Regions from separate parts of the Homo sapiens genome. Here region 2 is linked to region 1. The links are chromatin contacts, found by Hi-C or POLR2A ChIA-PET in ENCODE. All regions are on one chromosome and are shown on one strand. The core of a region is the stretch at or near the end of the contact, and the rest is flanking DNA. Distances in the headings are between cores, read along the strand shown. Region 1 overlaps UNC13A (unc-13 homolog A). Region 2 overlaps SLC27A1 (solute carrier family 27 member 1).

Evidence for each region. A loop is a pair of places that touch in the nucleus more often than their neighbours do. ChIA-PET counts read pairs that join two places held with the same protein, here RNA polymerase II (POLR2A). Pooled maps may share reads with other maps.
Region 2: a loop to region 1 is called in a pooled map, with 3 times the contacts of the local background. The contact joins two enhancer-like sites. A Hi-C loop is called at or near these places in 1 of 37 single-sample maps with no recorded cell type and 10 of 50 pooled maps. POLR2A ChIA-PET finds 5 or more read pairs at or near these places in 4 of 52 experiments (CD4-positive, alpha-beta memory T cell, Caco-2, WTC11 and 1 more).

The regions. Positions count from the first base shown.
Region 1 is chr19:17,602,082-17,607,680 of GRCh38, reverse strand. It overlaps UNC13A (unc-13 homolog A), which reads left to right. Exons shown (of 44, transcript NM_001080421.3): 44 at 1,327-5,599. The coding sequence ends at 1,627. Among named protein-coding and RNA genes, the nearest start is that of COLGALT1, 49 kb to the right of the region's middle. RefSeq lists silencers at 1,021-1,240, 1,611-1,870 and enhancers at 955-1,859, 1,860-2,764. Within about 2 kb of position 1,445, at least 21 of the 41 ENCODE cell types and tissues checked have a DNase peak (open chromatin) inside an H3K27ac peak, as active enhancers do.
Region 2 is chr19:17,486,580-17,492,522 of GRCh38, reverse strand. It overlaps SLC27A1 (solute carrier family 27 member 1), which reads right to left. Exons shown (of 12, transcript NM_198580.3): 2 at 5,566-5,943; 3 at 5,188-5,349; 4 at 4,994-5,063; 5 at 3,584-3,675; 6 at 3,406-3,515. It overlaps PGLS-DT (PGLS divergent transcript), which reads left to right. Exons shown (of 3, transcript NR_147835.1): 2 at 1,326-1,447; 3 at 3,428-3,533. Among named protein-coding and RNA genes, the nearest start is that of SLC27A1, 19 kb to the right of the region's middle. RefSeq lists silencers at 3,210-3,373, 3,181-3,400 and an enhancer at 3,481-3,530. Within about 2 kb of position 3,347, at least 10 of the 41 ENCODE cell types and tissues checked have a DNase peak (open chromatin) inside an H3K27ac peak, as active enhancers do.

The sequences.
Region 1 (5,599 bases), core at 196-2,695:
GCTCAGGAGTTTAAGGCTGCAATGAGCTATGATTGTGCCACTGCACTCCAGCCTGGGTGACCGACATAGCGAGACCCTGTCTTTAAAAAAACAAAAAACTATGGGCCAGGCGCGGTGGCTGACGCTTGTAATTCCAACACTTTGGGAGGCCAAGGCAGTGGATCACCTGAGGTTAGGAGTTCGAGACCAGCGTGGCCAACATGGTGAGACCCCCCCCCCCGCCACCCCCATCTGTACTAAAAACACAAAAAATCAGCCCGGTGTGGTGGTGCATGCCTGTAATCCCAGCTACTAGGGAGGCTGAGGCAGAAGAATCGTTTGAACCCGGGAGACAGAGGTTGCAGTGAGCCGCGATTGTGCCACTGCACTCCAGCCTGGGTGACAGAGGGAGATGCCCACTCAAAAAATAAAAATAAATAAAAATAAATAAAAATGCACAGGGGTAAGGGTAAATCAGAGCTGGTTAGCTGGTATTATCTAGGGGGCCTGGGAGCTCTTATGGGACAAGATTGAAGCCAGTTCCATGTCGTGTCAGCACAGGGCTCTTGGTCAGAAGGTTTTGGGGCGATTGGCCCCTTTAGGGGATACTCAGGAGGAGAAGCATGGTCTAGTGGGAGGTCAGATGTCAGCCAGGGTGGGCCGGAGTACTTCAGGGATAGAGGTACAACCTGGGAGGTGGACAAGAGGGAGAAGCTGGGCGTGACCCTGTAGGAGGGGCTCTTATCCAGCTGGCGTCAGGGCAGGTCACTGGGACTGCTTAGGGGCAGGAGCACAGGTGAGGGGCATGCGGGAGGCGGTGTCACCCATGGTGAGGCACCAGGGCAGGCTCATGTCTGGAGGGCATCTTGGAAGTAAGAGGGGTGGGCTGGGGGTGTGGGGGGCTGGGGAAAGGGCCACGTCGTGGGTCTAGAGGAGAGCCTGGTTAAAGAGCTTCTGGGTGGGACATTAGGGGCAGGGCCGTGCGGGCAGCAGTTCAGCCGGCAGAGGGCACAGGCGCGGGTATCTCAGGGTGGGAGCATGGCCTTGCAGGGCGGTGTCTGAGGGGCGGGAGCTGGATGTAAAACTATGCGGTCATTTTTCGGTGGGTGGAAAAATGGGAAGAACAGGCGTGGGCGTGGCCCAGCTCGGGGTCAGCTGCTGTGGGCGCGGCCAAGCACAGGGTTGTAGGTCAAGTAACGGGGCAGGGGCGGGGCTAGCGTAGCGTGGGAGGTGACAGGTGTGGGCACCCCGGTGTGGGCGTGGCCCGCAAATGCGGTGGGGACGGGGCCGTGGGCGGGGCATCACAGTAGGTGTGGCCTGTCTCACGTTCCGCCCCTCCCCACGCAGCACGCTGAGCGCCGACGCGGGTCCCGAGTGCTATGAGCTGCAGGTGTGCGTCAAGGACTACTGCTTCGCGCGCGAGGACCGCACGGTGGGGCTGGCCGTGCTGCAGCTGCGTGAGCTGGCCCAGCGCGGGAGCGCCGCCTGCTGGCTGCCGCTCGGCCGCCGCATCCACATGGACGACACGGGCCTCACGGTGCTGCGAATCCTCTCGCAGCGCAGCAACGACGAGGTGGCCAAGGAGTTCGTGAAGCTCAAGTCGGACACGCGCTCCGCCGAGGAGGGCGGTGCCGCGCCTGCGCCTTAGCGCGGGCGGTCGGCCGAGCGGCACTGCGCCTGCGCGGAGGGCGCTGGGCGGGGAGGGACGGGGCTTGCGCCTTGGTGGGACCTCCCCAGGGGCGGGGCTCGGGGGGCTCCACGCCAAGGGTGGGCTGCGCCTACGCCCTTGACTCAGCTTTCCCTTTTGGGGAATTAGGAATGGAGGATGCCCCGCCCTCTCGGGAGGCCACGCCCAAGGGCGCGACGAAGGAAGGAGCCACATCCCCAACTTGAGGCCACGCCCCCAGCACCTAGGGGGCATTTTGAGCTGGGATGGGGGAAACCTCGTCCCTATGGAGGAGGCCACATCCCGGGGCTCTGGTACCGGGAGGCACCACCTCATGTCCCCTGGAAAAGCCATAAGATGGGACCCAGACCCCTGGGACCCCAGACCAATTGCCAAGTATGGAAATCTCAGCTCCCTCGAGGGGGGGCCCTGGGCAAGGGGTAGGGCTCTCTGGAGCGCCCCTCTAGGTGGCCTGGGGACTGGAGGGACCAGGATGCTGGTTGGAGGGCCCCGGAATACCGGAGTCCCTTTAGATATTTGTGCAAAAAATAAATGGGGGGAGGGGGGAGGATGGGATTTCAAAAGCACATGCGCCCTTGGGCGCCCAAACCCTGGGGGCCGAGGGGACGGCTCTGGTTCCCCACGCTGCCCCTACTTCCCTTTGGGAGTTTGCCTCTCCCTCTCCCCCAACAAACCCAGTCCTCATATCATAGAGTTCAACACACCCATTTGACAGATGGCAAAACTGAGGCTTAAAGAGCTGCTTGAGACTTGGCCAAGGTTCCAGGTGCCATACCCTCTGTGCCCCTCCCTTAGGCCTGTGTGCCCCATGGAAGGGTGGGCTGAGATCGGGATGACCTGACACAGCTCCCTATTGCTGCTAATTCCCCCTCGGCCTCCTCCAAGGGGTGGGAATTCCAGGCCAAGACCCCTACTTCGCCTTTCCTTCTCCGGCTGCCAAGCAGGACCTTTGCCCTCAGCCCTTTCTCCTGGGATCTCCATGGGGGATGCCATGAGGGCCTCCCACCACAAAAGAGAATTTGGGATCCCCTGGTCCCAGGTTTCTCCATCCCTTCTTCCTTTTCCAGAATTTTCCAAATAGGAAAGAACAGAAGGAGACCAGAAACTCTAGGGGGGAGAAAGAGAATGAGAGAAAGAGAATGAGAGAGAGAGAAACACAAACACAGTGACACAGTGAGAGCTTAGTCTCCAAGAGCCTATTCATTGATTCAAACACCCAAGCCACAGGATACCTCAGATGGCCCTCTTGCCAGCTGGAAGCTCTTTCTCCAATGAGCAAAGTTACAGTGACCTGGCTGGAGTTACCTGGTGCACATAGGACCTTAGGGGAAAGTTCAGCGTGGACTACACTTGCTCTGGGATCTGCTTTTCCACATGTGTGTATGGCACGCCTTTTTCTGCTGGATTGGGAAGGACAAGATTTTGCTGTGCTAGGGAGAAATGAAAACGGGGTGAGCTGAGTAGCTGGGTTTCTGGAGGATAGAACATCAGATGGGGAGGCTTTCCGAGGTGAAGAATGAGAGGGAACCACTTACTAGAGAGAAAAGAGCTCCAGGCCTGGGGAACAGCACGTGCGAAGGCCAGGAGAGAAGAACTGTTGAAACAACGAGAAGGGTGGCACGGCTGGAGCTGAGCCAGCAAGGGGGATCGTGAGGAGCCTTGGGGTTGGGGAGATCTGCAGAAGCATCAGACCAGGCAGGGCCTCGTACGCAGTCCTGAGGAGTTTTACTTTTATTCTAAGACAGTTGGGGAGCTCCAGGAGCTGTTTTAAGTTGGGGAGAGACTGGATTCCAGCCTGCAAAAGCTGTTTTGTGAAGACTAAAACCAGTGAGGAGAGGTGGAGGTGCTTTGGGGACACTGAAATGGATTCTTGGAAAGATTCTGAAGGCTGTGTTGAAAAGACACCTATAGCTGTGGGGACATGACTATAATCCCAGCATTTGGGGAGACCGAGGCTGGCAGATCACTTAAGGTCAGGAGTTTGAGACCAGCCTGGCCAACATGGCGAAACCCCATCTCTGCTAAAAATACAAAAATTAGCTGGGTGCAGTGGTGCATGCCTGTAGTCCCAGCTACTCAGGAGACTGAGGCGGGAGAATTGTTTGAACCCTGGAGGCAGAGGTTGTAGTGAGTCGTGATCACACAACTGCACTCCAGCCTGGGCAACAGAACAATACTCCATTCCCTCCCCTCTACCCCACCAAAAAAAAAAAAAAATCCTGCCCTTAGATGAGCTCTAGGGCTGCTGAGTACAGTTGTCCCAGTTGCACAGTGCCCAAGGGTTTGGCATTGCTAAGAAGGCCACGTGCAAATCCTAGATATTGAGTGTTGTATGTTTGTGACGTTGGTTTCCCGACATGTGAATGGCCCAAGTGTCTGGAAGAAGTGGCGCCACTTTCTAATTTGCTTGGAGATGTTGCATGTCCCTTAAATTCAGACAGGTGCAGGTAACTGGAGGTTCTGAACCAAAGGTTAAAATGCAAATTCTCATACAGGGTTGGGAAGTTGTAGCCAGGGATAAGCTTATGTGACTGTTATATGGACTGAGGAGCAGATGTGAATTTCGAACCATGACATGGCTGAGGGTAGGGGTCGGGTGGATGGATGATTCAGGGTTGTAACCCATAGAGCCCAAAGGGGAAGTGATCTGTGACCTGGGGTGAGGGTGATCTGGAAGATTTTTGGATGGCTGGAAAGAAATGGGGAAGTCGAGCTGCCTGAGAGAGCCAAGTTATTTCCCAAAAGATTCCTTAGGAGTCTTTCTGTTCAAGACCTCCGTGTGTGTGTGTGTGTGTTTAGGGTTCCCCAGCAATGGCCCAGGCATGTGAAGGAAACAAGCTTCTTCAGGGAATATTTGTTGAATGAGTTTTCCTGACTCCCAGGCTAGAACTGTTTTTGCAATTTCCACCCTCTTTTCTTTCCCCCAGAGAACTCCTATTCGTCCTTCAAAACCCATCACGGAAACCCCTCTTGGAGAAAACCCTCCTTCCTTCCCCTCAGGACTTTCCCAGCCACCGTCTCTCCTCCAGTCCAGCCTGATGCCATGGGACTGGGGGTTTCTCTGTCCAGCTCTGTTTCTCCCAGACTGGGGTCTGAGGACTCTCAGGACCCCCAACTTTACCTAGCACAGGCTGGGCACAAGTGGGTGACAGGGAGTCTACGCCTAGTGGAATTATGTATTGGGGCAGGGTCAGTGTGAGAATACACATCCGCATGCATGTCTGTCCATGTCTGTCCGTACCAACCTTCCCCTTCCACACGGACCTGGGCACATAGGAGGTGTCTGAGCCTGACACATGGGACAGAGAGTGGACATGGCTGAGACACGGACAGAGAAAAGACAAGGAGTCCAGGGGGCTGAAAGCCTTTTGAAATCAGGAAGTTCCTGTATTGGCAGAACAAAGCCCAGAGAGGAGCAGGGCTTTCCTCAACGCCACCCAGCAAGTGGACACAGAGCCCGGCCTTGGATGACACCTCCAGGGTTCTGAACCCTGGACCTCGCTTTATGCAAGGAGCTGGCCCCACATTTCCATGAATCGGGGAAACAGCACAAGAAGGTTGGCCTGTGGCAGGGCAAGGGTTAAAGGGGTGACATTGAGGGATGCCTCAGAGTCAAAGTCCCCTGACCAAGAGGAATAGAGTAGAAAACACAGAGACAGAGGGTGAGATCACGCCCCGATGAGGACGGAGAGAGACAGAGATGGAGAGAGACATAGAGGTGGAAATATACAGAGAAAGATAAATGCAGAGACCAAGGCAGGGAGTGTCGGGGGAAGTAAAGAGGGTGTCCTGAAGAAAGAAGGATCTGTTCACTCTTACCAGTCTGTCCTCGAATGATTTGCATAAAATGAGGAGGTGCCTGTCCACACCCCCAATTCCTCTCTCAGGCCCCAGAGCCTGAGACCTCACCATGCCCCCATCAGAGATGCAAAA
Region 2 (5,943 bases), core at 2,098-4,597, 120 kb after region 1:
CGCCTCAGCCTCCCAAATAACTGGGACTATAGGCGCCCACCATGCCTAGCTAATTTCCCATCCTCTATTTCTTAAAAAGCCTCTCAATGTTCACTGTGTGCCTTATTTGACACAGAAATTCCACTTCTAGGAAACTGACAGAATGAGCTTCCAAGGCCCAGGAGACAGTAAGTAGTAACCAATGCAAGATGGTGTGTCAAGGACAAAGAGAGACCATCAGACATGACGGGCTTCCCAGTGGGAGGACACCACACCACCCATAAGGAATCTTTGCCAAAAAAGTTGAGTTTGAAGCCGATAAAATATATAGACCAGCGATTCTCAAGCGGGGACCATTCTGTCCCCCAGGGACACTTAGCAACATCTAGACACATTTTTTTAATTGTCACAACTTGGGGGAAGGGGACTGCTACTGGCATCTGGTGCAGGGAGGCCAGGGATGTTGCTAAATATATGCTACAATGCACAGGACACGTCCCACCCCAGGGAATGATCCAGCCCCAAATGTTAAGAGTCAAACCTGTTCTGGACACTATCTCAATTTCTGTAATAAATAAATTCCAAGAGGGAAGAGAGACAGACAGAAAGAGAAAAGGCACCTACAGATGAAATATTTTCTTTTCTTTTCTTTTCTTTTTTTTATTTTTTTGAGATAGGGGCTTGCTCTGTTGCCCAGGCTAGAGTACACTGGCACAATCACGGCTGACAGCAGCCTTGACCTCCTGGGCTCAAGCAATCCTCCCACCTCAGCCTCCCAAGCAGCTGGGACTACAGGCACAAACCACCACAACCAGCTAGATTTTCAATTTTTTTGTAGAGATGAGGGACTCACTATGTTGCCCAGGCTGGTCTACAACTCTTGGGCTCAAGCGATCCTCCCGCCTCGGCTTCCCAAAGTGCTGGGATTACAGGCATGAGCCATTGCGCTCAGCCAAGAATTCTTACAAGACACATCAACCAGTCATAATGCTGGTTGTGTATTTAATTATGGAAATAAGAAAAAACACATTTTTGACATTGTGAGACAGAATTGAGCCACTGCCCAGATTCCTGATGACACTGAGATATCACTGTCACTTAAAAACAATGCTTACCAGACACAAAAGGCGACAGTGTCTGACTCCATTGATCTGAAATGTCCAGAACAGGCAAATCATAGAGGCAGGAAGCAGAATAGTGGTTGCCAGGGGCTGGGGGTGGAGGGATGGGGAGTAACTGGGGATGGGATTTCCTTTGGGGGGCATGAGAATGTTCTGGATCTAGATAGACATGGTGATTGTACATTGTGAATGCCACCAAATTACTGACTTTTTTTTTTTTTAAAGATGGAATCTCACTCTGTCACCCAGACTGGAGTGCAGTGGCCCGATCTCAGCTCACTGCAGCCTCCGCTTCCCAGGTTCAAGCGATTCTCCTGCCTCAGCCTTCCAGGCAGCTGGGATTACAGGTGTGTATCATCATGCCCGGCCAAATTTTTTTTTTTTTTTTTTTTGAGATGGAGTCTCACTCTGTCACGCCCAGGCTGGAGTGCAGTGGTGCAATCTTGGCTCACTGCAACCTCTGCCTCCCGGGTTCAAGCGATTCTTCCGCCTCAGTCTCCCGAGTAGCTGGGATTACAGGCACCAACCACCACGCCAGGCTACATTTCTGTATTTTTAGTAGAGACAGGGTTTCACCCTGTTGGCCAGGCTGGTCTCAAACTCCTGACCTCAAGTGATCTGCCCATCTCAGCCTCCCGAAGTACAGGGATTACAGGCGTGAGCCACTGTGCCTGGCCAAATTTTTCACTTTAATATGGCTAATTTATATGAATTTCACTTTAATTTGAAAAAACAAGTACTCATCTTTCAAAGGTTATAGTGAAACAGCTACACAGGAAACATGATGCCGTCTGAGGGATGCTTTATGCCATCACCGAGGGGAGGATGTGGGGAGGTGGGGAGGGGCAGGACAGGGTATCTGATAGCCTCTGGGTCCAGCTGAGGGGTGCACCAGAACTCTCTATACTTTTCTGTCCACTTTTATGTGTATTTGCTACTCTCTGTAATTTTTTTTAAAAGATAATTTTGGGCTGGGTACAGTGGCTCATGCCTGTAATCCCAGCACTTTGGGAGTCCGAGGTGGGTGGATTGCTTGAACCCAGGAGTTTGAGACCAGCCTGGGCAACATGGCGAAACCTCTTCTCTACAAAAAAAATTCAAAAGTGGGCCAGGCGTGGTGGTGCGCACCTGTAGTCCCAGCTACTTGGGAGGCCAATGCTGGAAGATCACTTGAGCCCAGGAGGTCAAAGCTGCAGTGAGCCATGATAGCGCCACTGCACTCCAGTCTGGGCAACAGAGTGAGATCCTGTCTCAAAAAATAATAATAATAATAAAAATATACTTTTGCATTTCAACATGCAGATTAGTAATTTTCCCAAGACCCTCCAAACAGAACCAAAACTCCTCAAAAGCGAAGCCAAGCACAGCTGTGGACCTTGTGGTATACCCCAAGATGCTCAGCCCAGAGCCCCCAACCCCTGCTCAGCTGTGTGACCTGGCCTGAATCTCTCTGGGCCCCATCTGTCCAATCTGCATCTGCCAACTTGCCACAGTCCCTGGACAACCTCTCACCCAATCCTTCCCAGTCAGCCTTGCTATTCCCTCCGGGCTCCATACCTGTTTCCTGTACCTCCCGCCTGTATTTCCTGTATCCTGCCCCACATTACAGCACTGAAACCCTCAGCCTGGTCTCCTCTCACTGTGGAGGGGAAAGAAGAATTCCTGTTCTTAACCTCTGCCTGCTCTCCTCTCCGGGACAGCAGATGCCTCCACCTCCGCCTCACGCGTTCCTCACCTGGAAGCCCCAGACTCATCGCCCTTCCCATCCCAGGGTCTCAATTCCCTACAGTCAGCAGCAGGGAAGACCCACAGGGCACAAGGCATGGGGAAGGCATTGCCTTAAGGAGCTCAGGCACCCTGGGCCCAATCCTAGCCGCATTACAAGCCTTAGTTTCCCCAGCTGCAAAATGGGTCCACCCTCCAAAGTTATAGGATTGCATTGAGTTTACACGTGGAGGGTTTAGCTCTGGTCTGGACACAGAGCAGGTACTCAGGAAACACTACTTGCCCTCTCTGTCCCCATCCTGAACAGCCATTCCTTAAGCCCCGCTCCCCACCCCACCCCTAGAGACGGGGGAGCAGGTTGCGCCAGCAGGTGGACAGGAGGGCGCACATAAGGGAGTTAAGGGAATAGAGCCTGGTCGGGGGGCGGGGCCTGGCTGGGAGAGGACGGGACCTGACCAGGAGGAGGTGGGGCTTTGCTGGGAGGTACGGGGCCTCACCGGGAGGAGGTGGGGCCTGATTGGGAGGGGGTGAGGCCTGGCTGGGAGGGGCGGGGTCTAGACAGAACAGGGCAGGGCCTGACCGTGCAGTTGTACTTGATGCAGTCGTCCCAGAAGCGGCTGGCCGAGAATTTCTTGCGGAGGACGACTGTCAGCCCATAGATGAGACACTGCCCCACGCCGATGATGTTTCCTGCAGAGGGTGGCCTTGGTAAGGGGTCCCCCGCCCCCACCCACCATTCCCTACCCAGGCCGTAGTACCTGCCGAGTGGTACAGGGGCAGGCAGTCATAGAGCACGTCAGCCGCCTGCATGCGGTAGGCGTGGTGGCCGAAGGCTGCCATGCGGTAGTACCTGCAGGGGGAGGGGGAGCCGGGAGGGCAGAGGCTGGGACCTAAATCCCCCAGGGTACAGGCATGGGGAAGCATGCTGCATGTGGACCCAGGCAAAGCCAGCCCAGTTCGCATGAGTTCACAGGCTGGCAGGAAGGAAACACGCAACCAACAATTGTTGGTGGTGTTAGGTGTCACGAGGGATATAATAGGGTCAAGGGGCATAGAGGGGCTGATGGTAATGCAGCCAGGGGGGTTGGGGGATCCTGTCTAGGGAGGTGAAGTGTGATCCGAGACCTAGCAAGAAAGAGCTGTGGGGGCGAGCTATGGAAGAGTGCCCAGGCACAGCACATGTGAGGGCCCTGAGGCCGGAAGGAGTGTATGGGTTTGAAGAGTTTGGGGGGCTGAGGAGGAGTGAGTACGGGGTGAAGGGGAGGAAAATGACATCAGGGAAGTGGCAGAAGCCACCCAAACTGAGAGAGGGTTTTTGTTTGTTATTTGTTTCTTTTTTTGAGAGGGAGTCTTGCTGTATCATCCAGGCTGGAGTGCAGTGGCGGGATCTCAGCTCACTGCAACCTCCGCCTCTGGGTTCAAGCGATTCTCCTGCCTCAGCCTCCCGAGTAGCTGGGATTACAGTCATGTGCCACCACGCCCAGCTAATTTTTGTATTTTTAGTAGAGACAGGGTTTCGCCACGTTGGCCAGGACGGTCTCGAACTCCTGACGTCAAGTGACCCGCCTGCCTCAGCCTCCCAAAGTGTTGGGGTTACAGGCGTAAGCCACCACGCCTAGCCCGAGAGAGGGTTTTATTCTGAGGGTCACGGTAGATGCAGGGAGGTCTGGGACAGGGGAGGTCTGATTTAGGATTTTCAAACCTCCTGTAGCTGCTGACAGGAGCTGGGCCATCGTGGGTGGAGGAGAGAGTGGGGGGAGCAGGAGGAGCCCGAGGAGGGGCTGGCACAGGTCCAGATGGGGGGCATGGAAAAAAGTAGACAGATGGAGAGGACGGGTTTTGCTGGTGGGATGGATGTGGTGAACAGGTGGGGGGATGAGAGGGGCCCCAGAGTAGTGGGCACAGGGCAACCGGGTCCCAAGATGGGTGTGAAAATGGGTGTGATGCCTTTGTCCAGCCCCAAGCAGTTATGAGGGTTGCAATGAGTTTACACGTGGAGGGCTTGGCCCTGGTCTGGACACAGAGCAAGTGCTCAGGAAACACCAGCTGCCCTCTCTGTCCCCAGGGTAACATGGAGATGCCCACAGGAGCTGAGGGGCAGGTCAGGCTGGCAAGATAGCCTGGGTCACTCTCAGCGGCTGAGGGCATTATGCCTGTGGGCCCCTCACCTGCTGTGCACGACAATGGCAGCCTTGGGCAGCCCGGTGGTCCCCGACGTGTAGATGTAGAAAAGACGATCTGCAGGAGATACAGGTGTTAGGGGTGGGGCCTGAGCATTGGGGGGTGGGGCCTGGAAGTTGGGGGCGGGGCCTGGGCGGGTAGGAAACCAGTTGATAGAGCAGGGGTCCCACCCTTGACTCACCGTCCATGCCCTTGCTGGGGATCTGTGCCAAGGGGGCAGTAGAGGCCTCCTTCAGCAGCGGGTCCAGGAGGTGGGTGTCCGGCAAGATGCCCTCGGGCCCCAAGTCTCCAGAGCAGAACTTGATCAAACTTTTCCCCAGATGCCCGCTCACTTCGGCCACCGCTGTGGTCCCCAACACATGGGTCATGGTCACCGCCGGACAGGCCCCCTCCCGAGGCCTGGGATGCACCAACTCCCTGCCCGGGGCATACCCAGACCGTGCACCTCATGCCCACGTCCAGGGCGGCCGCCTTCCGAGGCCTGGGGCGCAGCATCTCCCCGCCCGCCCAGGGGCCAGTCCTGGGTCCCCGCCCACCTGATGCCCACGCCTGGCCTCACCCGCCACCATTTCTCCTCCAAAGATCAGGGCCTTAGCGCCCGAGGTGCCCAGGCAGAAGGCCAGGGGCTCGCGCCGCAGGTTCACGTTGAGCAGCGCGGCCTCCATGCCCGCCTTGGCCAGGCCCAGCCACAGCCCCACGAACTCCGGCCGGCCCTCCAGGAAGATGGCCACCACGTCGCCCGGCGCGAAGCCCAGCTGGCGGAAGAGGTTGGCTACCGCATTGGAGTAGGCGTCCAGCTGCGCAAAGGTCCAGCACTCGCCGGTCCCGGCATCCACCAGCGCCAGGCGCTCGGGCTGTCGCTGCACTACCGCCTGAAAGATGCGCGGGATGGTGTGGCCGGCACGCTGGTGCCGCCGCAGCTCCAGGCGCACGCGGA